Regions from separate parts of the Homo sapiens genome. Here region 2 is linked to region 1. Evidence: read pairs that join two places in POLR2A ChIA-PET (ENCODE). Cell type or tissue: K562. All regions are shown on one strand. Each heading gives the region's core, and the rest is flanking DNA. Links, peaks and the distances in the headings are about the cores only.

What was found. ChIA-PET counts read pairs that join two places held together with the same protein. Peaks named below come from ENCODE experiments on the same cell type or tissue, not always from the same donor. Only the 100,000 strongest peaks of a DNase experiment are listed, where the experiment ranks them.
Region 2: POLR2A ChIA-PET joins it to region 1 with 5 read pairs; 2 of 35 experiments call an interaction of 5 or more read pairs at or near these places.

The regions. Positions count from the first base shown.
Region 1 is chr9:4,951,164-4,966,800 of GRCh38, forward strand. No RefSeq gene overlaps it. Among named protein-coding and RNA genes, the nearest start is that of JAK2, 26 kb to the right of the region's middle. In K562, for the core only: no CTCF peak of the experiment used is centred there; a DNase peak (open chromatin) is centred at 8,078.
Region 2 is chr9:4,863,336-4,878,972 of GRCh38, forward strand. No RefSeq gene overlaps it. Among named protein-coding and RNA genes, the nearest start is that of MIR101-2, 21 kb to the left of the region's middle. In K562, for the core only: no CTCF peak of the experiment used is centred there; no DNase peak of the experiment used is centred there.

The sequences.
Region 1 (15,637 bases), core at 6,863-9,362:
TGCTGAAAAGAATGTATATTCTGTTGATTTGGGGTGGAGAGTTCTGTAGATGTCTATTAGGTCCGCGTGGTGCAGAGCTGAGTTCAATTCCTGGATATCCTTGTTAACTTTCTGTCTCGTTGATCTGTCTAATGTTGATGGTGGGGTGTTAAAGTCTCCCATTATTATTGTGTGGGAGTCTAAGTCTCTTTGAAGGTCACTCAGGACTTGCTTTATGAATCTGGGTGCTCCTGTATTGGGTGCATTTATATTTAGGACAGTTAGCTCTTCTTGTGGAATTGATCCCTTTACCATTATGTAATGGCCTTCTTTGTTTCTTTTGATCTTTGTTGGTTTAAAGTCTGTTTTATCAGAGACTAGGATTGCAACCCCTGCCTTTTTTTGTTTTCCATTTGCTTGGTAGATCTTCCTCCATCCTTTTATTTTGAGCCTATATGTGTCTCTGCACGTGAGATGGGTTTGCTGAATTCAGCACACTGATGTGTCTTGACTCTTTATCCAATTTACCATTCTGTGTCTTTTAATTGGAGCGTTTAGCCCATTTACATTTAAGGTTAATATTATTATGTGTGAATTTGATCCTGTCATTATGATGTTAGCTGGTTATTTTGCTGATTAGTTGAGGCAGTTTCTTCCTAGCCTCGATGGTCTTTACAATTTGGCATGTTTTTGCAGTGGCTGGTACCAGTTGTTCCTTTCCATGTTTAGTGCTTCCTTCAGGAGCTCTTTTAGGGCAGGCCTGGTGGTGACAAAATCTCTCAGCATTTGCTTGTCTGTAAAGGATTTTATTTCTCCTTCACTTATGAAGCTTAGTTTGGCTGGATATTAAATTCTGGGTTGAAAATTCTTTCCTTTAAGAATGTTGAATATTGGCCCCCACTCTCTTCTGGCTTGTAGAGTTTCTGCCGAGAGATCAGCTATTAGTCTGATGGGCTTCCCTTTGTGGGTACCCGACCTTTCTCTCTGGCTGCCCTTAACATTTTTTTCCTTTATTTCAACTTTGGTGAATCTGACAATTATGTGTCTTGGAGTTGCTCTTCTCAAGGACTATCTTTGTGGCATTCTGTGTATTTCCTGAATTTGAATGTTGGCCTGCCTTGCTGGAGTGGGGAAGTTCTCCTGGATAATATTCTGCAGAGTGTTTTCCAGCTTGGTTCCATTCTCCCTGTCACTTTCAGGTACACCAATGAGACGTTGATTTGGTCTTTTCACATGGTCCCATATTTCTTGGAGGCTTTGTTCGTTTCTTTTTATTCTTTTTTTCAAAACTTCTCTTCTTGCTTCATTTCATTCATTTCGTCTTCCATCGCTGATTCCCTTTCTTCCAGTTGATCGCATCAGCTACTGAGGCTTGTGCATTCGTCACGTAGTTCTAATGCCATGGTTTTCAGCTCCATCAGGTCCTTTAAGGACTTCTCTGCATTGGTTATTCTAGTTAGCCGTTCATCTAATTTTTTTTCAAGGTTCTTAACTTCTTTGCCATGGGTTCGAACTTCCTCCTTTAGCTCGGAGTAGTTTGATCTTCTTAAGCCTTCTCTCAACTCATCAAAGTCATTCTCTGTCCAGCTTTGTTCCGTTGCTGGTGAGGAGCTGCATTGCTTTGGAGGAGGAGAGGTGCTCTGATTTTTAGAGTTTCCCGTTTTTCTGCTTTGTTTTTTCCCCATCTTTGTGGTTTTATCTACCTTTGGTCTTTGATAATGGTGACGTACAGATGGGTTTTTGGTGTGGATGTCCTTTCTGTTTGTTAGTTTTCCCTCTAACAGTCAGGACCCTCAGCTGCAGGTCTGTTGGAGTTTGCTGGAGGTCCACTCCAGACCCTGTTTGCCTGGGTATCAGCAGCGGTGGCTGCAGAACAGCGGATATTGGTGAACCGCAAATGCTACTGCCTGATCATTCCTCTGGAAGTTTTGTCTCAGAGGAGTACCCGGCCATGTGAGGTGTCAGTCCGCCCCTACTGGGGGGTGCCTCCCAGTTAGGGTACTCCGGGGTCAGGGACCCACTTGAGGAAGCAGTCTTCCCATTCTCAGATCTCAAGCTGCGTGCTGGAAGAACCACTACTCTCTTCAAAGCTGTCAGACAGGGACATTTAAGTCTGCAGAGGTTACTGCTGCCTTTTGTTTGTCTGTGCCCTACCCCCAGAGGTGGAGCCTACAGAGGCAGGCAGGCCTTCTTGAGCTGTGGTGGGCTCCACCCAGTTCGAGCTTCCGGGCTGCTTTGTTTACCTACTGAAGACTCGGCCATGGTGGGCGCCCCTCCCCCAGCCTCACTGCGGCCTTGCAGTTTGATCTCAGACTGCTGTGCTAGCATTGAGCGAGGCTCCATGGGTGTAGGACCCTCCGAGCCACGTGCGGGATATAATCTCCTGGTGTGCTGTTTGTTAAGCCCGTTGGAAAAATGCAGTATTAGGGTGGAAGTGACCCGATTTTCCAGGTGCCGTCTGTCACCCCTTTCTTTGACTGGGAAAGGGAATTACCTGACCCCTTGTGCTTCCTGGGTGAAGTGATGCCTCTCCCTGCTTTGGCTTATGCACGGTGTGCTGCACCCACTGTCCTGCACCCACTGTCCGGCACTCCCCAGTGAGATGAACCTGGTACCTCAGTTGGAAATGCAGAAATCACCCATCTTCTGCATCGCTCACACTGGGAGCTGTAGACTGGAGCTGTTCCTATTTGGCCATCATGGCTCAGACTATAATAACATTCGTTAATAGTGCACCAATCACATCAGAAAAGTTTTTATGTATTGAAAGGCCGTCAAGCTTGTGCTGGCAGATATGTGTTCCAAAATTCTGGTCAGGTTCTATGGCTTATGCCTGTAATCCCATCACTTTAGGAGGCCAAGGCAGAGGGGTTGCTTGAGCCAGAGAGGTCGGGCTGCAGTGAGCCATGATCACATCACTGTACTCTAGCCTAGGTGACACAGTGAGACCCTGTCTTTAAATAAATAAATACATGAAAAACTTGTGCTTGCATAAAACAAAAATTCTAATTTTCGCTTGAAAGCCTGAATTTTATATTTATCACTTAAGTTTTTCCTGTTGAAATAAGCTAGTTTTTTCCTTTTAAATAAAATGTTTGTCAATATCCTATTCTGAATAGCCATAGTTTAACAGTCACTCTTTCAAGTAAAAAATGGTGCTCTGTGAAAAACTCGGCTAATTCACCTCACAACTCAAACAATCACACAAGTGCTCTTCCTCAAGAAAACCGTCATATGTCTGTATACAGTAGAAGTGCTTTATGTGTACTTCTGATTTCATCATATAGAATATTAAAAATATGTATAGTTAATAACTCAATTAAAAAGCGGGTAAAATTCCTTAACAGACACCTCACCTAAGAAGATATACAAGTGGCAAATAAACATATGAAAAATGCTCAACATCATGTCATTAGAGAATTGCAATTTGAAACAATGTGATATCACTACGTATCTATTAGAATGGCCAAAATCCAAAACACTGACAACACAAAATGCTGCCAAGAATTTGGAGAAACAGGAACTCTCATTTGTTGCTGGTGGAAATGCAAAATGGTACAATGACTTTGAAAGACAGTTGGGCAATTTCTTACTGAACTATTAAACAGAGTAGTTTTAGTAAAACTAAACATACTCTTACCATATGATCTAATTATTCAGCTTCTTGGTATTTACTCAAATGGATTGAAAACATATCCACACAAAAACCTGCACATGAATGTTTATAGCAGCTTTATTCATATTTGCTAAAACTTAGAAGCTGTAAAGAAGTCTTTCAGTAGGAGAACAGATAAATAAACTGTGACACATCCAGACAATGGAGTATCATTCAGAGATAAAAAAACAAATGAGCTATCAAACCATGAAGAAACATGGAGGAAACGTAAGTGCATATTACTGAGTGAAAGAACCCAATCTGAAATGGCTATGTAATATATGATTCCAACATATGATGCTCTGGAAAAAGCAAAACTATGGATTTAGTAAAAAGATCAACGGCTGCCAGGGGCTTGGTGGGAGAAGGGAAGGGATGAATAGGAGTAGCATGGAATTTTTTTGTTTGTTTGTTTTTTGAGATGGAGTCTCGCTCTGTCACCCAGGCTAGAGTGCAGTGGTGTGATCTCGGCTCACTGGAAGCTCCGCCTCCGGGGTTCCTGCCATTCTCCTGCCTCAGCCTCCTGAGTAACTGGGACTACAGGCGCCCGCCACCGCGCCCAGCTAATTTTTTTGTATTTTTTTAGTAGAGACAGGGTTTCACCGTGTTAGCCAGGATGGTCTTGATCTCCTGACCCTGTGATCCGCCCGCCTTGGCCTCCCAAAGTGCTGGGATTACAGGCATGAGCCACTGCACCCGGCTGAAGCATGGGATTTTTAGGCAATGAAACTATTCTGTATGATCCTGTAATGGTGGAAACATAACAGTATAAAAAACTCATGGAACTGTACAACACCAAGAGTGAACCCTAATGTCAACTATAGACTTCAGTTAATTTTAATGTATCAATATTGTCTCATGATTGTAACAAATATACCACATGAATGTAAGATACTAATAATAGGGGCAACTGTCAGTGGGCGATAAAGAGGGTATGTGGAACTCTCTGTAAGATCTTCAAAATTTTTGGAAAAACCTAAAATTGCTCTAATAAATTAAGTCTGTTAATGAAAAAAAGGTGTACATTCAGGGGCTAAGAGTTAATTAAATTAATAATTTTTATTGATTCATCAAGAATATTCTTAAGTAAAACTGGTTTCTTCTTTTTTTTTTTTTAAACTGAGTTTCTAATGGTATAAAAGACAGTAATTGTTAAGTGTAGTTTGGTGACACTGCCTTGACTCATGCTAAGGCCCCAGCAGTTTGGTCCACTATTGTTTTTGCCCCATTGGTGTAAATGTCAACACAGTAAAAAAAAAAAAAAAAAGGCAAATATTATCTTCATATTATTTTGATCCCTAGGGGTCCGTGACTCATGTTTTAAGAACTATGGGACTTTCATGTTCTTACATGCAATTTTCTTCATATTTATCATCTTTGGAAGTTTTTCATATTCTCGAATCTATAAATTTATGCTTTCACTAAGTGTGGGAAATTTTCAGTGATTATTTTATCAAATACATATATTTTTTCTATTCTCTCCTTTTTTCTTGTGGGACTTCATTAGATAAATGTTAGAATATTTGATACTGTACTCTAATCCTTGAGGCTTTGTTCTCTTTTTTCACCAATGTTTTTCTCTCTTCTTCAGCTTGGATAATTTCTACCCACCTATCTTTAAGTTCAGCAACTTATCTTTCATCTTATGCTTTTAAGTTCACCCAGAGAATTTTAATTTTTTAAAAAAGAGAATTTAGGCCAGGTGCGGTGGCTCACACCTGTAATCCCAGCACTTTGGGAGGCCAAGGCAGGTGGATCACTTGAGGTCAGGAGTTCAAGACCAGCCTGGCCAACATGGCGAAACCCTGTCTCTACTAACAATACAAAAATTAGCTGGGCGTGGTACGCACCTGTAATCCCAGCTACTCGGGAGGCTGATGCAGGAGAATCCCTTGAACCCAGGAGGCGGAAGTTACAGTGAGCCGAGATCATGCCACTGCACTCCAGCCATGGTGACAGAGCAAGACTCTGTCTCAAAAAAATAAAAAAAAATTTTTAAAGAGAATTTGCGGCCGGGCGCGGTGGCTCACGCCTGTAATCCCAGCACTTTGGGAGGCCGAGGCGGGTGGATCATGAGGTCAGGAGATCGAGACCATCCTGGCTAACAAGGTGAAACCCCGTCTCTACTAAAAATACAAAAAATTAGCCGGGCGCGGTGGCGGGCGCCTGTAGTCCCAGCTACTCGGGAGGCTGAGGCAGGAGAATGGCGTGAACCCGGGAAGCGGAGCTTGCAGTGAGCCGAGATTGCGCCACTGCAGTCCGCAGTCCGGCCTGGGCGACAGAGCGAGACTCCGTCTCAAAAAAAAAAAAAAAAAAAAAAAGAGAATTTGCATAATCCCATTTTTTTGTATGCAGTCCTTTAATGAATTTAACAATGCCATACTTATTGCATGCATACACTTTCAGTTTTCTATTACTCTTTGAATAAATTAGGTTATGTCTTTTTAGAAATTATATATATAATTTAGAAATTTTATATTAATAAATAATCGTGTATATTTATAATGTATAGTGTGATGTTTTGATGTATGTATACATTGTAGAATGATTAAATCAAGCTGATTGACATATCCATAACCTCATATATTTTTTTTGTTGTGAGATAATTTAAAATCTACATTCTTAGCAGTTTTCAAATATATATTCAAATATACAATATAATTTTTTCACATAGTATATTTTTACTTCTAGAAAAAGTGTTTTGTTCCTGTTTATAGTTTTTATTTATTTAATGAGTATCCTATCTATCCATTCATTAAAAGCGTATTTTTCCCTCACATTTTTGAGCATAATATAATGGCTGCTTTAAAATTCTAGTCTTTATTCTTACAGCTAGATCATTTTGGGGTCAGGCTCCATTGATTTTTTCTTTGTATTATATCTTTGTGGGACTAGTAATTATGAATTTATCCTGGACAGTCACACCCCCCAAGGCCTGAGCTGAAGTGGCACATCATCCTCTGGGGAATTGGTGCCCTGGCCAATCTGAGCAACTGTGCATCCCAGAGATGAGATGATGTAGTACCATGCGTCCCAGGGAAGTAGGGCAGTGACTGAGCTGAGACACAACACTTATAGGCCAAATAACTCTACTGCCCTGCTTTCCTGGAGCTGGACTAGCTCTAGAGTCTGAGCTACAGAGACTCTGCTCCCTGGGGAGAGCCCTGCCCCTCTATCCAAGAAGTAGAGTCATTGTTCCATGCCCCACAGGGCTCAAAGGACAGCTGTGCTCTGCCATTTTGGGGTACTTGTTGCCATTGATCCTGGTTTCACAGAGTCTAGGATACTGCTGAGTCCCACTATCCCAGGGTCTAGAGTCACCACTGTATGATGCTTCATCCTTTGGGATATGATTTGCTACTGAGCCTTATGACTCATATTCCCAAATTGCAGCCATACCCTGCTCTGTAGGCCCAAGCCTCCAGAGTACCCCTTCTTCCCCTGAGCCAGGCCAGTGCTTTGCCCTGCCCTCCAGGGGTAGAATCACACGCTCCATGGGCCTGAGCTGCCAGAAGATGCCTGAGAGTCACAGAACCTGAGTCTGTGGGCATGATACATCCAACCTGGCCACAGAGAACAAACCTGAACCCTAAGACCCAGGTGCCACAGTGGGGTCACAAGACCCTAAGCTTAGGTCTGTGTGGCCCCTCAGCCACCCTGAGCACCTGCACCTGGAACTCAGAGCCTCTACAACTGCTTATAGGCCATGTCAGACCTGACACTAAGAGGGATCCCTTTGGCTAAGTCTCCATGTTGTGGGGAATCCCAAAATAGGAAGACCCTAAAAACTCTTGCCACTAAAGATATCAACAGCTTTCACTGCTGCTGTCACTGCCCCAAACTTCTTCAGCCTAGGTTAGTGTTAATGAATTAATTCAGCAAAGTTTCAGGATACAAAACCAACATGCAAAAATCAGTAGCATTTCTAGACACCAACAATGTACTAATGGAAAAAGAAATCAAGAATGCAATCGCAGTTATACTAGGTACAAAAACACCCCTAGGAATCAGTTTAACTAAGAGGTGAAAGATCTCTAAAAGGAAAACTATAAAACACTGATGAAAAAATTGAAGAAAACATAAATAAATGAAAAGACATGCCATGTTCATGGATTGGAAGAATTAATATTGTGAAAATAATCATACTGTCAAAAATGATCCACAGATTCAATGCAATCCCTATCAAAATACCAGTGACATTCTTCACAAAAATAGTGAAAATATAACAGCTGTACATATTTACAGGGTACGTGTGATTTTTTATATAGGCATACAATGTTTTGATCAGGGTAATTGGGGTATCCATCACCTCAAGCATTTATTATTTCTTTGTGTTAGGAGCAATTCTGTTGGCCAGTTTCTCTGGTGAAGTGCTTCTGCTGGCCAGAATGCAGAGCCACCACCAAAATTTGCATGTTAGCCACTATGAGCCCCGCCCCAGATGGCCTATCCCTGTTGATAATACCACCACCACCACCTCTGCCTGCCCTATGTTCCCCATGGGGCAAGACAGGAGTGATCTGTCTTCAAAGGGCTCCAGACTGGCGAGGAAGCTGAATGTTTGCCTCCAACTCTCTTTTCCCACAGTGGAAACTGGACCTAGGGGAGTTCTCTCTGTGTGGTGCTGTGCAGGCTTGGGGGAAGTATACTTTTCAGTCAAATTGAAGCTATTCCTTTTACCCTTTGAATGCAACTTGTCTCCATTCTCCTGTCCCAGAGGATGTCTCAGCCTTACTTTCAAGTTCTGAGGTATTCACAAAGGAATTCTTGTCCATGGATAGTTGCTAGTTGGATTTCTGTGAGGGAGACTGGAGCCAAAGAACTATTCTGACAACTTGCTCTTAGATCAAGCTTTCTTGTTTTGATTTCCTTCTCATTTCTTTTTCTGTATATTTTAAAGTTTTTTCCTTAGTGGTTATCTGGAGATTACAATTAATATCTTAACTTTACATCAGTAAAGTTTAAATTAATACCAATACCTTATTTTCAATAGTAGGTAAATACTGTACTCCTTTCCAGCCCCATCCCTTTCCCCTTTCTGTTGTTATTGTCACAATTATATCTTTATACATTGAATGCACATTAACATAGCATTTTAATAATTGTTTTATTCATTTGTCATTTAAATCATATAGAAAAGAGTTATAAACCATATATGCAATACTATTGTCCTTTATATTTACTTATGTAGCTACCTTTACCCTTGTTCTTAGTGTCCGTCCCTTTCACCCTGGAGGAGTCCCTTTAACATTTATTGTAGGGCAGGTCTACTACTGACAAACTCTCTCAATTTTTATTTTATATTATGAATATGTTTTATTTCTCCATTAAAAATAGGCTTTGTTTTCTACTCTGGTGGCTGAGGCACAAGAATCCCTTGAACCTGGGAGGCACAGGTTGCAGTGAGCCAAGATTCTGCCACTGCACTCCAGCCTGGGCAACAGGGTGAGAACGAGAGACTCCATCCTCCACCCCCACCCCTGGCAAAAAAAAGGCTTTGTTTTTAATAGTAGTAGTGAGCATTTTGCATTCCTACCAGCAATCAATGAGTTCCTGTTACTCTACATCCTTGCCAGCATTTGGTGCAGTGAGTGTTTTGGAGTTTGGTCATTCTTATAGGTAGGTAGTAGTATCTTATTGTTTTAATTTGCAATTCCTAGTGAATCTATATGTGTCTTTGTATTTAAAGTGCTTTTTTTATTTTGTAGACAACATATATTTGGGTCTTATTTTCTTTCTTTCTTTCTTTGTTTCTTTTTTGGTGGGGGACAAGGTCTCACTCTGTTGCCTAGACTGTAGTGTAGGGGCATGATCGTAGCTCACTGCAGCCTCCAACTCCTGGGCTCAAGCAACCCTCCTGCTTCAGTTTCCCCAGTAGCTAGGACTACAGGCAAGTGCCACCACACACAGCTAATTTTTAAATTTTGTGTAGAGACGGGGTCTCACTATGTTACCTAGGCTGGTCTTGAACTTCTGGTCTAAAGCAATCCTCCCATCCTGGCCTTCCTAAACACTAGGATTACAGGCATGAGCCACTGTGCACAGCCTAGGATCTTTTAATTCACTCTGGTAATCCTTTTAGTTGGTGTATTTAGACCATTGATTAGTGATTATTAATATAGTTGGATCAATTTCTACCATATTTGTTACTGTTATCCATTTTTCCATTTGTTTTTTTCCTATTTTTGTCTGCCATTCTTTCTCTACCTTTTGTGGTGTTAATTGAACATTTTATATGATTCCATTTTCTCTCCTTTCTTAGCATACCATTCTACTTTTTTAAAGGCTTTTTTTTGGTAGTTCCCCTAGCATTTGCAATATACATTTATAGCTAATCCAAGTCTCAAATAATGCTATACTGCTTTATGGATAGTACCAGTACTGTTTAACAACAGAATAATTCTAACTTCTCCCTCCAATACCTTGTGTTATTATGGTCATTCATTTCACTTTTACATAAGTATACATAGAATATATCTATATGTATATAAACATACATAATTAAATACTTCGTTGCTATTTTGACCTCCTAAAGGTCAAGCTGGGATTATAGGACTGAGCCACCACACCCAGCCTGAAAAATAAATTTTTAAATTTTACCTTGACTTATTCCTTTTCTGATGCTCTTCCTTTCTTTATGTAGATCTGAATTTCTGACCTATATAATTTTCCTTTATTTTGAAGAACTTTTAAAATTTCTTCAAGGCAGGTCTACTGGCAACAAGTCCCCTTAGTTTTTGTTTGTCTGAGAAAGTCTTTATTTCTCCTTCACTTTTGAAGGATAATTTTGTAAGGTACAGAATTCTAAGTTTGTGGGGTTTTTTTTTCTCCAAACACCGTAGATTTTACTTTTTTCTTTTCTAGCTTGCTTGGTTTCTGACAAGAAGTCAGATGCAATTCTCATTTTTCTTCCTGTATAAGTAAGATATTTTTTCCTCTGGCATCTTGGAAGGTTTTTTTTTTCTTTAAAGTTTTTTTTTTCTTTATCCTTTATTTTCTGCAGTTTGAATATGATATGTCTAGGTATACTTTTTTTAAAGTTCATTTTGCTTGGTGTCTCTGAGTTTTTTGGATCTGTAGTTTAATATTAGACATTAACTTGGGGAAATTATCAGTCATTATTGCTTCAAATATTTCTTCTGTTCATTTCTCTCTTTATTTAATATTTTCATTATATATATATTTTACTTTTTGTAGTTGTTCCAGAGGTCATAGATATTCTGTTCTGTTTTTTTCAGTCTTTTTTCTCTTTGCTTTTTCCATTTTGAAAATTTCTATCGGCATATCCTCAGGCAAGCCTTTTTTTCAGCCATGTCCAGTCTAGTAATGAGCATTCTTCATTTCTGTTACAGAATTTTTGATCTCTAGCATTTATTTTTTATTATTTCTTAGAATTTCCATCTCTCTGTTTACATTGCCCACTTGTTCTGGCATATTGTGTACTTTATCCATTAGAGCCCTTGGCGTATTAATCATACTTGTTTTGCATTCCTGGTCTGATAATTTCAACATTCCTGTCATATCTGAGTTCGGTTTTGATGCTTGCTCTGTCTCTTCAAATTATATTTTTTGTTTGTTTGTTTGGGTTTTTTTTTTTTTTTGCTTTTTAATATGTCTTGTGATTTTTAATTAAAAGCCAGATATGATATACTGAGTAAAAGAACCTCCAAAAATAGACCTCTGTTTTTGAGGTGGTAAGGTGTTGGGGCAGGGGAAGCATTCTATAGTCCTATAATTAGTTCTCAATCTTTTAGTGAGTTTTTTTCTCTGGACTATGAACTTCATAAACATTTTTCAATTTTCCTCCCATCTCCTTTCTTAGGTCACACAGAATGGCTAGAGGTATCTGGAGTCTGGTATTTTTTTTCTCCTACATAGAAGGCTAGAGGTGGCTTGAGTTGGGTATTTCCTTTCTCTTAGGTGGGTTACACTCTGATAAAACCTCAGTATTTTAGGTTATGGTAGACTATTTTCTCTCAAGGGTAGGCCTTGTTTAGAACAGGATGTTCTGGCATATTTCAAAAAGATTACTTTTCCTCTCCTCTGGCAGCAGCATTCAATGATTTCTCACAAATTTTCACTATGAAACCTGGTTGAGCTCCTAGAGTCAAAACTCACAAAAGTGTACTTCTCCCAACATAATGACTGAGTCCCTTTGACATTTTTATATCTTAGCTTTGTTCACATTGAGCCTCCAGCAATTTGTCAGTTACAGTTTAGATTTTCCTACCCTAGCACTGATTCTGGTGGAGGTTTCTGCTCTTGGGTTTCCACTCCAGGAAGTCATTATTCTCTGTATTTGCCTTTCTCTCCCTCTCTCTCTCCCTCTGTCTGTCTCTTTCTCTCTCTCTCTTTAATTTTTAGGGCAGTGGTTTGCCTTATAATCTCACTTCTCTTATACATCTAAGTAGAATTATTAATTTTTCAGTTTTCCCAGCTTTTAACTTATTGTTAGGATGAAGTGACAACTTCATGTTCCAGAAACGGAAAGTTTTTCTTCCTTTTTTTGAAGAATGAGTTTGCCAGATATCAAATTTTTAGTTCACAGTTTTTCTGTCAGCACTTTCCATATGTTATCCTACCATGTTATAGTTCCATTGTTTGTGGATGGATGTCGGATTATAATCTTATTTTGGATCCCTTGTATGTGATGAGTTGCTTCTTTCTTGCTACTTTCAAGATTCTCTATTTTTGGCCTTTGACAATTTGACTGTAATATGTCTTCATGTGGATGTCTTTTACTTTATCTTTCTTTGAGTCACTGAGTTTCTTGGATGTATAGATTCATTTCTTTAATCAATTTGGGACGTTTTTGGCCATTATTTTTTTTCAAATATTGTTTCTGACCCCTTTTCTCTTCTCCCTCTGGGACCCATATTATGTGTATGCTGGTATGCTTGATGATGTCCAAGAAGTCTCTTAGGCTCTGTTCATTTTTCTTCATTCTCTTCACTTTCTACTCCTCAGAATGGATAATTTCAATTGATTTATATTTAAATTCACTAATAATTCTTCTGCCAGCTCAAATATGCTGTTGGACCCCTTCGTGAATTTTTTATTTCAGTTATTTTAGTTTTCAGCTCTAGAATATTTATTTTTATTTAGTTCCTTTTTATAGTTTCTATTTTTTTCTTGATAGTCTCTGGTGAGAAATTATTCTTTTGGTTTTCTTTAGTTGTTTGAACACGTTATGACTGTTATTTTAAAGCCTTTGTCTAGTAAGTCCAATGCCTGAGTTTCCTGATGGACATTTTCTGTTAATTTTTTTTTTCTTGAATTGGCCATACTTATTTGTTTCTTGCATGCCTCATGTAAGTTAGACATTTAAATATTATAATGTAGCAACTCTGAAAATATGATTCTGCCTCCTCTCTATGGTTTGTTGTTCTTTGTTATAAGGTTGTTGTTTGCTTGTTTAGTGACTTTTCTAAACTATTCTTCTACAGTGTGTATTTTTTTTTTTAATGTGTGGCCACTGAAGTCTATGTTCAGTTAGCTGTCTGTTAGTGGTGTTTTAACAGAGTTGCCTTAAGTACCTGGAGCCAAGAAAGTCAAAAAGGAGGGCAAAAATCCTCTACCAGTCTTTGTAGATTGGTTCTGTGTTGGGTACTCCTTCAATGCCATGTCAGGCCATTGACATCTCTGTCTTAGCCTTCACTTTTGCTGTGCAGAGTCTGCAGACCAATTGCATGTAAATGCTTAGGGTCTTCCCAGGCCTTCTTAAAGCATATTTCTTGCCCTGGATATGGTCATGGCCTTCTGATTTCTCTGTATTTTAAAATTTCTATTCTCCCCCATATTTCTTTCCCAATGTCTTTCTTTCCAGGTTTCTCTGTCTATTTCTTGTTCAAAGTATTGTCCCTTGTCCCAGGCTGCTGTGTCCAATACATGTGTCTTTAAATGCTTTCAACAAAAGCCTCCTTGGGAGCTGCTCCAGCCCTGGGAACACTGTGAGTCAGACAAAACAGTTTTAGCCAGTTCATTAGCTGCTTTTGCAGATAGACAGAACCCTGGAGTTCTCTACTTTGCCATTTTCAGCCCATGTTATGCATTATAGTGGACATAATTTTGGTTGTTGAATAACATTCTAACTAGCAGATGTACTGTAATTTATTTATCATTTTTCTAATGTTGAACATTTTGTTTGTTTATAATTTTTTGCTTTTTTAGATAAGGCTACAATGAAAATCTTTCTACATATAGCTTTTACCATTTCCCAGATTCTTTAGGATGCGTTCCCAGAAATATAGTTACTAGGTCTGAGAATATGACCATTTTAAGATTCCTGATACTATGATCAAATTGTCAAAAAGATTTTACGGATTTTTATTTCAACCTCACGAGTAATCTTAAACTTAGAATTTTTCTGAAATAGTTTTGTCACTGGCAAAAGTCTGTGAGAAGTGATACATATTTTAACTTCCTTTTAATGTTTTAAAGAAGCGCTTCTCAAACTGCCATGTGCATAAAAATTATCCCAGGATCTTGTTGGAAAGTAGAACCCAATTCAGAGCATCTCGGGTAGAGCCTGAAACACTATGTTGCTAATAAGCTCCCAAGGTGTTCTGATACTGCTGGTCTGTAGATTACACTGTGAGTGGCAAGGCTTGAGGTTTAAACTGCAGCAAAGAACAAAGTAGGAAAACCCTTCCTGAGTTTTAAAAGAAAGCAAGTTTGAAAAACCTCATTAAAAAAATTTTTTTCCAAATAAAGTAATCTCCCACAGTTGTCTAAATTAGATCAAAGATCAAGAAAAGAACACAAGCTTATTATTGATATGAATGAAGGCTAAAAGAGAAAGTAAAATTAGAGATACTGCCTGGGGTTTTGACTGAAATACCCAGTGTAGAGAGTTCCTCTCTCTAAGAAGTGTATTGAGGCTTGAACTTTGATATTAAAATTAGTGTTAATGATACTCTTTTATCTAGGGAGGCAACATATTCAGTTTTTTCATTCAAATGCATAAGTGTCTTTGGTATCATGAATTTCTCTGTAGAAATATTACATAGTATACAAATATGTCTAGAAATGTCTTTTTTATGTTAAACAGATGTTCACCAATACCTTTATTTTTCATTAGGCCAATTTTAAATATTATTGTTATTCTAAGCAAATTCAAATTTCTTGATATTTGGGTGATATTTAATCAAGGTACTAGCAAATTTCGTCATCTATTTTGTGTCCTGGAAAATAAAGGATAAAATACTATAAAAGTTATTTTAAGTTTATATCATTTGATACGATAATTTATTTATACATTATCATCATTAACATAACAGAGGAACTGCCTTTATTGTTATCTATGACAGGAATTCTAGAAGAGTGGCATGAAAGAACTCTCTCCTTCCCTGTGGAAGACCTGGACATGCCATTTGGTCTACGTCTCAAGTCAATTCAGTAAGTATTTATTGAGAGAGCATTTTTTGTTCTAGGCATTTTGATAACTACAACAACTATAAGATAAAAAGTCCTTACCATTCAGTTGTTTCCAAATTATTTTAACTGTGAAATAATTACCACATAATCATTTTCAGAGGGAAATGTGGCACACAGATAGTTGTGACAGTCCACCTTTTGGGTTCTGCAAGTTGTTTTAGGTTGAGGCTTATAGGAAGCATTAGAGATTGCAAAGTGAAAAAAATTGAATGCCACCATTTTCAGGCCAATTTTTACTGATTACACAAACAAATGTCAAATTGTTCATTCAGAGCTATCTTCAGATGTTCAATATTTTATAAGTGACTTACCACTATGTTGAAATGGTGAGGACAGATTCTCCAGTGACGTTTCTCAGCCTGTAACTTATGGCCCTTCTTTTTATTTTTTATTATTATTTTTTTGAGACAGAGTCTCACTCTGTCACCCAGGCTGGAGTGCAATGTGCAACGGCGTGATCTCTGCTCACTGCAACTTCTGCCCCACGGGTTCCAGTGATTCTCCTGCCTCAGCCTCCTGAGTAGCTGTGATTACAGGCATGTGCCACTACTGCCCGGCTAATTATGG
Region 2 (15,637 bases), core at 6,305-8,804, 88 kb before region 1:
AGGCTAGAGTGCAGTGGTGCAGTCCTAGCTCACTGTAACCTCAAACTCCTGTGCTCAAGTGATCCTCTTGCCTCAGCTTCCCAAGTAGCTGGGACTATAGGCATGAGCCACTGTACCCAGCTAATTAAAAAAAAATTTTTTAGAGATGTTGTCCAGGCTGGAGTTTTTGTGTTTTTGTTTTTGTTTTTCCAATTTAATTTTAAGTTCTGGGATACCTGTGCAGGACGTGCAGGTTTGTTACATAGATAAACATGTGCCATGGTGGTTTCCTGCACCCATCCACCCATCACCTAGGTATTAAGCCCAGGGTGCATTAGCTATTTATCCTGATGCTTTCCCTTCTGGGTTTTCTTTATTTTAAAAAATCATTTCCAAAAAAGTGGTAAAGGATAGCTAATCACAGACCCAAATTATAAAAACAAAAATTCAAGTTGTACCATGGTGCCTGTCCTCACACCAAACGGCAGAAGACCATGAGGTGGCCATTTCCTGTTAGGTCTTTGTGTTGGGAGGCTGCTAGGTGAGACCAATCCTGGCACTTAGTTTTATGGGCCCTGAGTAGAAGAGTTGAAGGTGCTAGAGGGAGGCAAAGGAAGTAGGCAGGATGTTGTACAGAAGGCTGGAAGCAGTTGATGAAATCAAAGGTAGTTGGGGACACTGGAGCATCAGTGAAACAATTTCCAAAGTTTTGGCCGTGCCTGAGGTGAGGGTGGAGTTCGGCTGGGGGAGGCGGAATCAGAGTGAGCTAAATAAGTGGATTTACTGTGCCTTCGTTCCAGGGTCTTTGGAGTAGAATGTGGGGTTCTGTTGGCCTTCCCAGTTGGTAGTGTCAGACCTGGGGTGTACAGGTGGCAATTTTAGTCTGTGATGAGTGGGAATGCAGCACTGCAGGGCCTGTGCCCACCCAGGATCTCCATTGTCCCTTACTCCAGAGTGGACGAGAAGTAGTTGGCACTTGGGTTTCCATGTTCAGATGGTGCTGGCCTGTTCTTTAGAAGTGACTGAAAGTTTAATGGGATTGTCAACAGGCAAGCTGGGCCTTTTTGTACTTTTCTTGGCCACATCTAAGAGGCCATTTGAGTGGAACGCTTTATCAGTGTTTGGCATCTAACAAAGGCCGAGCCACGTCACTCCTTTACTCCAGCAAATGAAAGCTGTCCGGTTGTCAGGGTTTGCCCGGGTGTGGGGCTGCCCTCCTTCCTGGTCGCATTTGGCCCGTACCTGTCAGGTACCCTGAGCACGGGCCTGGGATCGGCACCTGTTTTAAAACATCCTAGATATTTCAGGTATTCAAGTGTCTCTGAGGGCTCGGGACATTCTTTATTCCTGTTTCCTCCTCATTCCCACCCCTCTGAAGAGCCTTGTGTCCAAAAATCCTCAGATTGCTTAATTTGTTAATTTATTTCTGCCACAATTTGGGACATTACATATTTCAACTGATATAGAAATCAGAGGCCAACTTAAAGACAAAAGATAATGAACGAGCCTGGCTAAAAGATATGTGCCTCCGTGTGTCTGTTCCCTGAATACCCTGTTACTATGGCTGCGATAGAGCACTTGGGCTGCTGCCGGACTCCCTGGGGGCCATCTAGGCAACTGGTCTCCGTCTTGGGAGAAAATGATGCCCCAAAGGTAAGGTCGGCTGCTGCTTCCTGCTACATCTGGGATGGTGAACCATCCTGAAGTTCTTTGTAATCTTCAAGGAAGTCTGTTAGTGTTTGAAATGGTACCTGGCTTCAGTTGTGGCAACCCAACCTCAGGCTGTTTTAGGTGCTGTGTGCAAGCACTTGTTTCCTGGACCCTCCCACATGCCCCCCTCTTGGTCCTAAGCTCTGTTTTGACCACCCTGCTATTTTACCCATTCATTAGACAATGAAAGGCATCGTGCCTAAGATCTATAAGCTTTGAAGGACCTATGAAATGCTTGCAAGAAACCAGGAAAAATAATCCTGGCTGCAAATCATGCAAAGAAAAGAGCAAGAAAAATATCTACAAAATAAAACACTGTACAGCTTAATTTTTTTCAGCTTAATTGTTAAAATATTGAGAATAATATAGGTGAGAATTTCTTTTTTCACAAGATTTATAGTTTTAGTGTCTGTTCTGCCAAAGTGAGCATGTCACAAGAATTTCTAAGTGCATGCAGTGATTACCAAGGAGTCATAGCTAAGCACATTGAGTTGCTGATCACCAAGCCATTTAAAAGGTAAAATTATAAATAGCTTTTCAGAGATTTGGATAGGGCTACATTTTTTCTTTCTTTCTTTCCTTTCTTAAGTTTTTAAAAAATAGAGACAGGGTTTTGCTGTGTTCTCAAATTCCTGGGCTCAAATAATCTGCCCACCTCAGCTGCCCAAAATGTTAGGATTACTGGCATGAGCTACCACACCCGGCTGAGCTACATTTTAATATGTGTGGTTCGATAATGCTCTCATAACACACCTAGAAAGTAAAACCATCTAAGCCTGCCCCTCCTCCTATGGAGCCACCTCCTCAGTCTTAAAGCCTCAGCTGCTCGTGAGGAAACCCTCTATCCTCACAATACACCCACTGCTACATGTTCTCATAGACGCCTCTCCCCGTCCTTATCGTAGTACTCACTGCACCCTGTCGTTGCTTAATTTTCCTCTCTCTTCACCTATGGTGGTAGGGGCCATCTTTTAAGATCTGGTGTGTCCATGATCTTAAAGTTTTTAAGTTTCTATTAAAAATCAATTATATTATTTGTGAGAGAAGTTTTTTTTTTTTCTTTTTGAAATACGTAAAATAAAGCTGGCTGGCTTCTTGAATTTTAGTAGTGCATTGTGGAAATAACACAGGCTTAGGAATTAGCTATGTTTGAATCCCAGCTGTGTTAGTAGCATTGTGCTGGCCCTCTGTCCTTCTGACCCTTAGTTTGCTCATCTGAAAATGGGAATTACCTTGTGCCCACCCTGGGATTGAGAAGATTTATTAAACTTGTGTTTGTGCTTAGGATTCTTTTTAGTTGTTTGATCCTTGGTAAAGATTCAAAGCAGATTTCTGCATAACAGGTTAATGTCAGAATGAGTCACAGCATTTATCTTTAACATCTAGTACTTGGGTGTACTCAGCTAGAAGACCAGAGACAAGCTATGGCACCTACATGTGGGTTGAGGTCAAACTGTCCCATGACATATGTTACAAGAGTTAAAGAGAGGGCCTACAGGCATCTCAGTGAGTTCACCGTGTTCCAACGTGGAGTGCCAGGATCCATCTAGTCGGCACAGAGGAGAAAGCCTGGCTGACCTGGCAGGTCCTGAAGCCACTGTGTACACCAAACCAAACTGAGTCGTAAGGAACTCCATCCTTTCCTCTCCCACCAAGAAAGGAAAAGAATCATAATCTCTAGTTGCCAATTCTGAAATTTTATGTGTCAGCCTACGTTTCCTGTAGCCAGCCTGGGGCTGCATGAAACATCATGTAATAGAAAAAGTCAAACAAGCCTAAGGCTCTGGTCTTGGGTCTTCTGCCTAAGGCACACCTTTGAGCAAATCATTCAGCTCTTTGAACCTCAGTTTCCTCATTAGGATATGAACAAAACCTACTGCAAAAGACTATGAAGACTAAGCATGCGTACTGTACAGGCCCTGGCAATACTAGGCATTAAAAAACTGTGAGTTGCCTCCTTGACTGGTGGTAGAGCGAAAGATTAGGTTTCATGAGTCCAGAGATACAACAGGAATGTAGAAGTCAGTTTAACTTGGGTGAGCCCTAAGGCTTTGAATTGAATAGAACATAGTTGCAAATAAGAAATTGACTCAAACAGCAGGATTTATAGGCTTTTTAAACTGAGAAGTTTAGTAGCGCATTTAGCTTCAGGTAAAGCTGGATCTAGGGGTTCAAACAATGTCATCAGAATTCAACTCTCAGGCTGAGGTGGGAGGATCACTTCAGGCCAGGAGTTCAAGAATTGAACTCTCTCCCATCTCTGCTTTCTGTTGTGTTGTCTTCCTTCTCCAGCAGGCATTCTTTTTCATATGCTGTTTTTTTTGACAACCCTTAAGTACTGGATAGAGATTCTCTACCCAATACTGAATCCTAGCTGTGTCAGTAGCATTGGGCTGGGCCTCCATCCTTCTGACCCTTAGTACCCTCATCTGAAAATGGGAAATATCTTACCCACCCTGGGATTTATTGGGTAGTGAGTGATTCTCTCTATTCAATACTTAAAAAAAAAAAAAAAACTTTTAAAAAAGCTATCAGAATTGTGTCTCCCTCTGTTGAACACAGAGCACCCCAATTGACCAGATCTGGGTCCTGTTCTCATCCCTGGAGTGGTAATGATGTCAGCCTCACCTAAATTGTACGGACTAAGAGGAAAGGAAGAGTTGATTCTCAAAGGGAAGTCTGAATGCTTTTATAGAAGAGACAATTGATACGGGATAGGCAGAAGGAGCAGTTGTCCACTGTAGACTACATTGCCTAATTCCTTGAATATTCTCAGAAAGATGCCCCACAATACTGCCTGCCCACCACCATCTTTCACCATCCAGAATCCTCCAGCATTATGGTATAGAATCGAGTAAACAAGGATGAATTCACCTTAACAAATGATGCCCAACAAAGGCAAGATCATTGGACTCAGAAGGCCAAAGTTATCTTGGATGCTTGGCAAAGATTTGTTATATTAGCCAGTGGCATTCTTGGGCTAGAAGGGGGAGCAGTACTCTGGGTGGTAACCCAGAGGGAGGAAAAGTGGCAATGACCAATTCCATGTGTGGGAGCAGCATGGGTGTTGTGGGCCAAGAGGAGGGGCCGGGGCACAGCGTAAAGAAAAATGTCAGTTGATGTTCTTGTTCTCTATCATGGTCCTGCCTTTTCTTTTTTCCTTTTTTTTTTTTTTTTTTTTTGTCCTAAGACAGAGTTTCACCAGAGACAAGCTATAGCACCTGCAGGTGGGTTGAGGTCAAACTGTCCCATGACATATGATACAAGAGTTAAAGAGGCCCTACAGGCATCTCAGTGAGTTCACTGTGTAGACATGTTGCCCAGGCTGGAGTGCAGTGACATGATCTTGGCTCAGTGCAAACTCTGCCTCCCAGGTTCAAGTGATTCTCCTGCCTCAGCCTCCCGAGTAGCTGGGATTATAGGTGCCCACCATGACGCCTGGCTAATTTTTGTATTTTTAGTAGAGATGGGGTTCCATCATGTTGGCCAGGCTGGTCTCGAACTCCTAACCTCAGGTGATCTGCCTGCCTTTCAGCCTCCCAAATTGCTGGTATTACAGGTGTGAGCCACTGCATGGTTCTGCTTTTTCTAACCTCTGGAAAACAGATTCAGGAGCTGGGGAGGAAGACCAGGATTTTTTGCCCATTGCCAAGATCATGAATTGATGGCAACAATGTCAAGAGCTGCCGGCGGAAGAGCAATGAAGACATATCAAACCTATGACTCCTCCAGTGGGCGGGAGTGTGAGAGGTGCTTCTCATTTTCAAATGATTTGCACTATTTTTTTTTTTTGGAGATGGAGTCTCACTCACCCAGGCTGGAGTGCAGTGGCATGATCTCGGCTTACTGCAACCTCTGCCTCCTGGGTTCCAGCAATTCTCTGCTTCAGCCTCCTGAGTAGCTGGGATTACAGGTGCCCGCCACCACACCTGGCTAATGTTTTGTATTTTTAGTAGAGTCGGGGTTTCACCATATAGGCCAGGCTGGTCTTGAACTCCTGATCTTGTGATCCACCCTCCTCTGCCTCCCAAAGTGCTGAGATTACAGGCATGAGCCACTGTGCCCAGCCCGCACTATTTTTTACAGTTATATGTACACACATATATATTTGTATATGTATATATGTTAGTTTATATTAAGAATCCCAGGTAGAACTCCAGCAATTTTCCATCAGCCTCAAGGCAAATAAAGATTGGGAATCCTGGCTAGGTGTGGTGGCTCATGCCTGTAATCCTAGCACTTTGGGAGGCCAAGGCAAGTGGATCACTTGAGGTCAGGAGTTCAAGACTAGCCTGGCCAATATAGTGAAACCCTGTCTCTACTAAAAAGACAAAAGTCAGCCAGGCGTGGTGGCGGGTGCCTGTAATCCCAGGTACTCAGGAGGCTGAAGCAGGAGAGCCACTTGAACCTGGGAGGTGGAGAGGTTACAGTGAGCTGAGATCGTGCCACTGCACTCCGGCCTAGGCAACAGTGAGACTCCGTCTCAAGAAAAAAGATTAGGAATCCTCTTTGTCTCACTCCTCTGCACCCTCAAAAATCAACAACAACCAAAAACTACATATGCAATTTACCTGTGGCAGAGGCCTCAGAAGAGGCCACAAAAGATGCCTCAGGTGACCTGCTGCAATGCTGGGCAAGTGGCTTAGGCCCTTGCACATTACCCATTTTCCAGGGCTGGCTCCAGGCTTCTGAGTCAGAGCACTGTGCTCAGCCTCCAAATTAGGGTCTCTTTAGGGCCAGTGTAGTGCTTCCCAGAGGAGGTTCCATGATACACTAGCATCATGGGGTGCTTTCCCTGAAAAGGGCTTATAGAGGTTTTGAAAATGCAGCAGTCTCCATCACAGTGTACATTAACAGAGCAAACACTACAAGAAGCCTTGCAAGTGAAGCTTTGTTTTACCTGCACTGTTCAAACTCACCTAACCATGGAACTCTCCCTACCCTGGAAAAAGAGAGAGAGAGAAAGAGATTGTTTGCATTATGTAGTGCTCTTATTCTGCAGATCACACTTTGGGTGTTCCTGGTCTGATAGGATTTATTGATGAATACAGAAAATATAAGCTCTTGCATTCTTTTTTTTTTTTTTTTTTTCTGAGACACAGTCTTTCTCTGTCAGGCTGGGGTACAGCGGCGCGACCATAGCTCACTGCAGCGTCAACCTCTCCTAGGCTTAAGAGATCTTCCCACCTCAGCCTCCTGAGTAGTAGCTGGGACCACAGGTGTGTACCACCACACCTGGCTAGTTTTTAAAAATCTTTTGTAGAGATGAGGTCTTGCTCTGTTGCCCAGGCTGGTCTCAAACGCCTGAGCTCAAGTGATCCTCCTGCCTCGGCCTCTCAAAGTGCTGAAATTACAGGTGTAAGCCACGGCGCCCAGCCAGCTCTTGCATTCTTGATTGGGGTATTTGTGAGAAGCCAAGTGGTTGTCAAGAATCTAGGTGGAAAATCCAGACTCATGTCTAACCCTGGCCCCAGCCCTACAGCATTGAACACCCCCGCACATGAGCTTCGGATCAGTGGCCATCAGCCCAACTGACTCTCTGCCATCTTCCCTTATTGTCTGGGCTTCTAGAAATTAGAGGGGCCAGGTATGTGGATAGGGTTGGATTTTGTGGTGTTTATATGATTATTACAATGTCCTCATTTTCTTGAGAGTTACACAGACTGTTGTTCTTTTCCTCTTAGCTCAGAGGCTCAATATACCAGGAAAGCTCACTTTAGGTTCTCAGCAAGAAGTTGGAAGAGGTCAGGGAGAAATCCTTGGGGAGGAGGAACCAAGGAGACATGAAAGGTTTCTTGAAGTCCTATGGTTACTCTAAGGCCAAGCCTGAACCTTGAAACACCTAGATTTTTAGAGGATTCAGGCCAGGACACCACCTGCTATCACTGAGATGCAAAGACATGGTCCTTGAAGCAATGGACCTTGTTGCTCAGAATGGGGAGAGAGCTTGAGCTTTTTAAGTTGGCTTTTGAAAAGATACTCTTGTACTTAAGCCCCTGCTTGACCTGCTTCTCTGTTAATGGGCTCTCCAGAAAAGAGCTTGGCTTATACTCTCTGAGTGTCTTCTTCAAGATGTAGAGTTAATGTCAGTGCTTTTAAAATCTGTTGAACCTGTGTGCCCAGGATAAACTTTTGCACCTCTTGACAATCTGAGTGAGTTCTATTTGTAGTCCTGAGTTTTGTCTTTGGGAGTGCAGAAGGTGAAAGAGACCTTGAATCACCTGGACACCCACCTGAGAAGAAGAGTGAGAAAGGAAGTGGATAACAACCTCAGTTGGAAGTAGTGTGCTCTGAGTACCTTTGTTAACAATGCTAAGAAAACAGCTTTGGCAAAGTAAGGGGTGCTGTAGGGAGAACAGGAGTGGGTTAGCTGCTCCAGTCCGTCGAGGACTGTCCTACTTGTCTGATCTGTTTGCCGGGGATCTGCATGCCCCAAGAGGACTGTTTGAATGCTTAGCACATAATATGCTTTGTACATCTTGTGAGACTATCTTCCCAAATTTTAAGAACCATTGTTATTATGGATAATATACAAATGCATTTTAAAGCAGTATTGAATTCATACTTATTTCATTGTGTACTTTTTGTTTGTTTGAGACAGGGTTGCACTCTGCTGCCCAGGCTGGAGTGCAGTGGCATGATCGCTGCTCACTGCATACTTGGATTCCTGGGCTCAGGCGATCCTCCTGCCTCAGCCTCCCGAGTAGCTAGGACTATAGGCATGTGCCACCATACCTGGCTAATTTTTCAATTTTTTGTAGAGACGGGATCTCGCTATGCTTCCCAGGCTGGTCTTGAATGCCTCACCTCAAGCAGTCCTCCCTCTTCTGCTTCCCAAGGTGATAGGATTACAGGAATGAGCTACCATGCCTGGCCTGTATTTTCTCAATCAACAGATTCTATTGTTCTATTCTACTCTTCTATTCTATTCTATTCTATTCTATTCTATTCTATTCTATTCTATTCTATTCTATTCTATTCTATTCTATTCTATACAGAAAGAAGTCTGTGAAAATTTTAGATGCTGAAAAGAGGTCCTTGTGCTTTCTTGAAAAGTGTTATATTGTAAAATTGCTTGCCCCGCAGTAGTCATCTCTGGTTAGTTGCCTATCTTGGTTATGTAATTATTCTGAAAGGTTCTGGAAAGTTTGAACTTCTTGCCACAAACCTTGACTGTTTGCCTGCTTTGGAGGGTAGGGTTAGAAGAGAGAAGAGGGCTCATCACTCAGAGGGCTGAATTTCCATTTAGCATCACTGATCTCCTGATACTAAAACGTCCAAGCTGAGCCTCCCTGCTTTGATATAAAGTGCTGCCTCCTTCCCTCAGGATGTTTCCTCCACAAAGCAGCTGACTTCCAATGTGGCAAGAGCTCCTATTTTTCTTGACTCACAATTGCCACTGCCTTATGGATTTCAGAACACTTCCATGAACATTGTCCCATTTCATCCTCACAGATACTTCTCAGTTTAGGCTTAGAGAAACTATCAAACTTACTTAAGATCACACAATTAGTGGAGAAATTGCAGCAAGAACACAACACTTTGGGTTTCAGTAGCTCTGAACCATGACATATGAGTGTCTTTATTAGGTCATACCTTAGTGCCCTTTCAAATGGGCATTATTTAAATGTTTGCTCAATATCTGTTTAGAGATGAGAAGATGAACAGCTGTGAAAGAAGGGTAGAAAAGGGAGATGTGGAGGCAGCACCCAATTTTTCATGTTTTCCTCAGAAAGACCAAAGCCCAGCAGCTAACCGTGGATAAATTGATTATCTTTTGTTACTCAAGCATTCCCCTTAGAAATCATATTAGGACTTTTTTTCTTGAATGTAAGTGACTAAAAACAACTCAAAACAGGCTTAAGCAAATGTATTGACTCATTTAAAGGAAAAGTCCAGGGATGTACCTCACTTCAGGTATAAACTGGGTCCAGGGGCTTGAATGATGTCACCAAAACTCATCACTTTTGATCCGTCCTCTAGTAGGGTCACCCCACTGATGGCAGCAAGAAGTCATCAGAAGTTCTTGGCGTGTATCCTATCCTCTCAGCAGCCCCAATAAAAAGAATCTGACAGTTCCCAAAAATGTCCCCAAAGGGTTGAATATCATGGGATTGATTTAGTTATTTGCCCAACTCTAAATCAATCACTATAACCAGTAGTGGTTGGTCAGATTGGCCACATCTGGGTGCATGCCAGCTCCAAGAGCCCAGCGCACTTGGACCTCCCGTACCAAATGAGCTAAGAATAGGAGAGGCGGTCACCAAGGAAAATATGGCTTCTAGTGCCAAAAGACAAAGAAATGGATGCTGGGCAGGCCAAAGCAATGAATTTGTACTGAAGAAATGTTCCTCTAGCCCCGAACACCTGGCAGCTTACCAAAATACTGCTTTAGACAATATTCCAGACACTCCCTCAGCAGAATTCCAGTCAATACAATTTTCTCTATTCCACTGCATTATAGTTTGGTACCCTGGGCAGCTTCTCAGGTAAATCCCCTTTATTCCAACTCTGTCTTCACCAGGTGAGGAAGTTGCAGAGTGGAGGGATTTGGCCCAAGTCACACAGCCAGGATAAGGAGGAATTCAGACCAGATCCTGTTCCCAGACCATTGGCTACTGAAACCAGGAAGCACTGCTGACCCTGACACTTGGGCCAGCCCAGCAGCACAGCCTTGCTTGTCCCATGACCCAGCCAAGTTCTGTTAGGACCCAAGATTGGTGTAGATTATAGCACCAAAAGATCTCCAGGTTCTGGAATTGGTCCATTTTGGCCAGTGCTATGGTCTGAATATTCGTATCCTCCTCAGATTCGTCTAGTGAAATCCTAACCCCCAAGGTGATGGAATTAAGAAGTGTGGCTTTAGAGAGATAATTAAGTCTGAAGAGCAGAGTCTTCATGAATGAGATTAGTGTCCTTATAAGAGACACTTCCCCCCTTTCTTTTCCACCTTGAGGACACAGCAAGAAAGCACTACCTGCAAACTAGGAAATGGGTCCTCACTAGATACTAAACCTGCTGGCACCTTGATCTTGAACTTCCCATCCCCTAGAACTGTGAGAAATACATTTCTGTTGGTTAGAAACCATCTGGTGTATGGTCTTTTGTTATAGCAGCCTGAACAGACTAAAACCTTCCGAGGTAATCATACCCTATTTTAGGCTCTGGAGAGGGTGCATCAGTGTGGGCACTGCTGTGGACTTTGTCTAATATTCAGAATATGTGCATTGATTTAGGTAAAAAATGTTCTTAAGAGTCCCCAAAGAGTGATCATCTGGAAGGATACACATTGTGTCATTAATAGAAGTAGCACAGGCCTGTGAGATTGGGAAGGGTACTTTCACTTTTTGCTTTATCTATTCTCTGTTGTTGGAATTATTTAGCGGCAGGTGCTGAGCCCCAGTGTGATATCTGGAAGAATCACACTTGTACCTGAACACAGAGTTTGAGATAGACCAGGCAAAGTGTCTCTGATGAGGAGCTCAGGGGCAGGTTCGTTAGGGAGAAGACTCTGGACCCAAGCATAAGGCTACCACGTACCCAGAAAAATTAAGATCTTTATTTTTATCTTTTGGAGAAAAGGTCTCACTCTGTCACCAAGGCTGGAGTGTAGTGGTGTGATCTCAGCCGGCCGCAGCCGTGACCTCCTGGGCTCAAGTGATCCTCCCACCTTAGCCTCTTGAGTAGCTGGGACCACAGGCATGAGCCACTACACTTGGCTAATTTTTTTTTTTTTTTTTTTTTTTTTTGAGACAGAGTCTCACTCTGTCATCCAAGCTGGAGTGCAGTGGCATGATCTCGGCTCACTGCAACCCTGGCTAATTTTTTAAAAATTATTTTTTGTAGAGACAGGGTCTCACTATGTTGCCCAGGCTGGTCTTGTACTCCTGGACTCAAGCGATCCTCCTGACTCAGCTCCCCAAAGTGCTGGGATTACAGGCGTGAATCACTGTGCCAGCCAAAAGTTAAGGTCTTTAAAGGATGAGGACCTTTTCTTTCAGTGGCACTGACCCTAGTAGGGAATGTCACTTGCTACACTCGTCCTAACACCATCAAGACTGTTGACCAGTGGGCATGATGCTTACTGGCCTGGCCACTTCCCTTATGGGCAATCTTACAAGGCATAGGAGAAAAACAATCACTCAACTGGCCACACTTAGATTTTTTTTTTTTTCGTCTACACCTCCTCAAAGGAGCACACCTAGATTTTGACCTAAAAGGGAAATGACCAGCTTATTGTCTAGGCTTCACTCCAAATGACTTTAGACTTATTTCAATCATCAAATCTGTCCTGAAATGATAATTTGTCATTTTGAGGACATCTAGAGAATAAAGCTATGTCCTAAAGTCAACAGAGGGTTTCCTAAATTTTTATTAAAAAAAGTCTCCTTTGTTAAAATGAGGATTTTGGCAAGGTGCAGTGGCTCACGCCTGTAATCCCAGCACTTTGGGAGGCCAAGGCAGGTGGATTGCTTGAGGTCAGTAGTTCAAGACCAGCCTGGCCAACATGGTAAAACCCCATCTCTACTAAAAATACAAAAATTAGCCAGGTGTGGTGGCGGGTGCCTATAATCCCAGCTACTTGGGAGGCTGAGACAGGAGAATCGCTTCAGCCCAGGAGGCGGAGATTGCAGTGAGCTGAGATTGTGCCACTGCACCCAGCCTGGGTGACAGAGCAAGACTCTGTTTAAAAATAATAAATAAATAAATAATAATAAAATAATATTTTATTTTTAATAAAATAAAATAATATAATAAATAATAAAATAATAAATAATAAAATAAAATGGTTTTCACTTTTCCAGGTGGTTACTTTGAGGAAGATGTTGTTCCTTTGCATGAGACTCCCTTTACACCGCTGACCTGAGAATACCTGGTGGCTCCAACTTTGCTTGGAACTCACCTTCTTGCTCCACTCTCCCACTGCTGATTCCTTCCCAGAAAGGGCCTGGATCCATCCCCACCTTGACTTCATCCCTTCTTCTCTTACACTAAGTGAAATCTCCAGTGGCTGGACTGGTAGTGGCCATGGATGTGTCTTTTTAATCATTAGTAAATCTAAGGACCTTGATAGTTCTGGGCCACTAAGTTTTTTCTTATAGAGTCTACAAGAAAGAGAAAGAGGTGGTGACGGGAGATAAAATAGACTCATCTTTTCTTTCCTATTTCCCCTTATCCACATAAGCAAAACCTTTTAGAAAACTGAAAATGAGATGTACTTGGAATAAGATGGAACTCTAAACCTTCAAGAGATGGGCACTAGAAGGAGATGTCCAGAGTGGCAGGAGTGGGGCACAGGAGTGTGGAGGCAAGCTGCAGACGGGACAGTGCAGCTGGCCAGGAATATACTGCGTGTCCCTTTGGGGGCCTTTTGATTGCATTTCTATTACTCCCTCCCTCTGGCCCTCCAGTTCCCTCCTTACTCCCCTTTAATGCTCTGCCTCAGCCTGGTTTCAAAATGAAGGACTGGGAACAGGATGACCTTTTTCTCTTCTGCATTAAATTGATAGAAATGATAGCAAATATATTTTGTAAATCAATTAATGAATTGCAAACATGAAAACACAACAGGGAACTGTCTTGCTGGACCAGAAATAGCAAAGCATTCCTAAGAGAAGGATGCAGACAGGAAACCCAAAGTAAATCAGTCTTGAAACCATAAGCCAGGCTGCTCCTCTGTCAAGAAACTGTCTAAGCCCAAGACTTACTCAGAAGAGTACCAATCAAGAATTACCAAACATCTGAGACAATAATACCGTGAAAGAAAGAAAAACAACTCAGCAAATGAAAGTCCTTCCTAAGGAGGCAGTGTAGATGGGAGGTAGAGGGCTGAGCCATACCCTCCCTTAAAGAATCCCATGCGACCTGGGCATGCCCACTTCCCAGTAGACTGGCTCTTCCCAGCATGGTAACCAGTGGTGGTTGTGCTGAGCAAATGCTTCTGTGATTGGGGAGGTGCTGGCAGGGATGTAGGCACACAAAGATGCTGTGGATAGTCTGGATTTCTTGCTAACTTGGCCTGGGGTTTTGGAGCCTTGGGTCCAGGATGCTCCTGGAAGAAGGGTCAGTCTTTGCAGCCCAAACCGTGAAGTTGAACTCCCAAGTTAACACTTGCAAATTCATTCATTGCCTACTAAGCAGTGGGCAGGTTGGCTATCCACTCTTTCTCATCTCTGTGTCTTTAAAGCCATGATTCTCGAGGGAGGGGAGGGAGGGGGGAGGATGCCTTCCTAAGTAAGAGTATCAGGGTCATTTATTCTCTCCCTCTGATCCCAGCACCTATAAACTCCATCCTGCCCCCTCCTCAATTCTGATATGCTTTCTCTAGGGTGTATGTGGTGTCCACCCCCACTGAAGAGACGTGTTTTGATATTCAGCTGGGCTAAGGTAGTTAAAAATTTAGAGAACCACCATTTTTAGGTAATTGTGATTCTTTCCAATTTGTATAAATCACCTATCTGGTACAAACTATCTTCCTTATTCTGATGACCCAAACGCATCTCTCTCACCAGAGCTCTTAAACTGTTTCAGAATTACAGCCCAGCTTTCTCCCCTTGAAGACCTCACAGGAATGAGAAGCCTAAATGCTCAAAGCAGAGCTCATTTTATCTTGCTTCCAGAGCCCATCCTCGGCCTACATTTGTTTTCTTGGTGGATGATAGCTCAATCCAGAAATCTTGGACTATTTATTTTATTATTTATTTATATAGAAGATGCAAGGTGAGATCTTGGAGTCCTCTTTTGCTGTACCCTCTCTTATTTCCCATATTCTACACCCCGCTACCTCCCCTTTTCAGAGACAGGGTCTTGCTTGGTTGCCCAGGCTGGAGTGCGGTGATGCAATCATGGCTCCTTGCAACCTCAACCTCCAGGGCTCAAGCAATTCTCCCGCCTCAGCCCCCTGAGTAGCTGGGACTATAGATGCATGCCACCATGCCTGGCTAATTTTTAAATTTCTTAAGAAATGGGGTCTCACTGTATTGCTTAGGTTGGTCTCAAACTCCTGGCCTCAAGAAGTCTTCCCACTTCAGCCTCCCAAAATGCTGGGTTTACAGATGTGAGCCACCATGCCTGGCTCCTACACCCTTTTCATCAGCCTCCAGTCATATTAATTCTACCTCCTTAATAGTTCTCATCATTATCCCTTTTCTCCACATCCATGGACACTTGTTTAACCATTTCATTAATTTAAGCATCCACAGTCTCCTAATTGGTTTCTCTGACTCTAGTCTTGCTCCCTCCAATTCATTTTCCTCTCTGCTCTCCAGATCTATCTCAGTAAAACAAATCTTACCAGGCCACTTCCCTGTTAAAGTCTTCACTGTAAAGGGGAATAGAGAATTTGTATCAGAAGTTCTAAAAATCTTCATAGGCTTTGATGGGTATGATTTCCTTGCTAGAAGTTTATCCTAAGGAAGTAATCAGATGTTTGGACAAAGGTTTGAGTACAAAGATGGTCACAGGAAAAATCTAACCATTCGATATTAGGAAATTTGTCAAACCAAAGGACATTTATAAGATGAAATCTCATATAGCCATTCTATGTTGTGAGCTACAGAGAATTTAAAAATATGCTGGGGACAGCTTGGACCAGGTGGTGTCTTTGCTGATCCTCATGGTACCCTTGGCATATCTCCCTCAGAGCATCGGAGGACTTATCCCACTGTGTCTGCCTGTTCTTGGTTCTTCCCCATTGGGTTATAAGGTTCTAGAAGGGACTGTGTTATATTTGTCTCTTTACCCCCACGTCCTGTAGCAATGCTGGCATACAGTATGGTGTGGGAGTGGGATGTCCTTAAGGATAGTTGGGCTTCAAGATCTGACACACCCTTAAGTGGTATATCCAAAACTGAAATCAATGCTCCTCCCAACCCCTACCCCAAAAAATCTCAGACCCAGAATGTTATTCCTCTCCTCCATAGCAATCTCCATGAAAGAGTCATCTTTG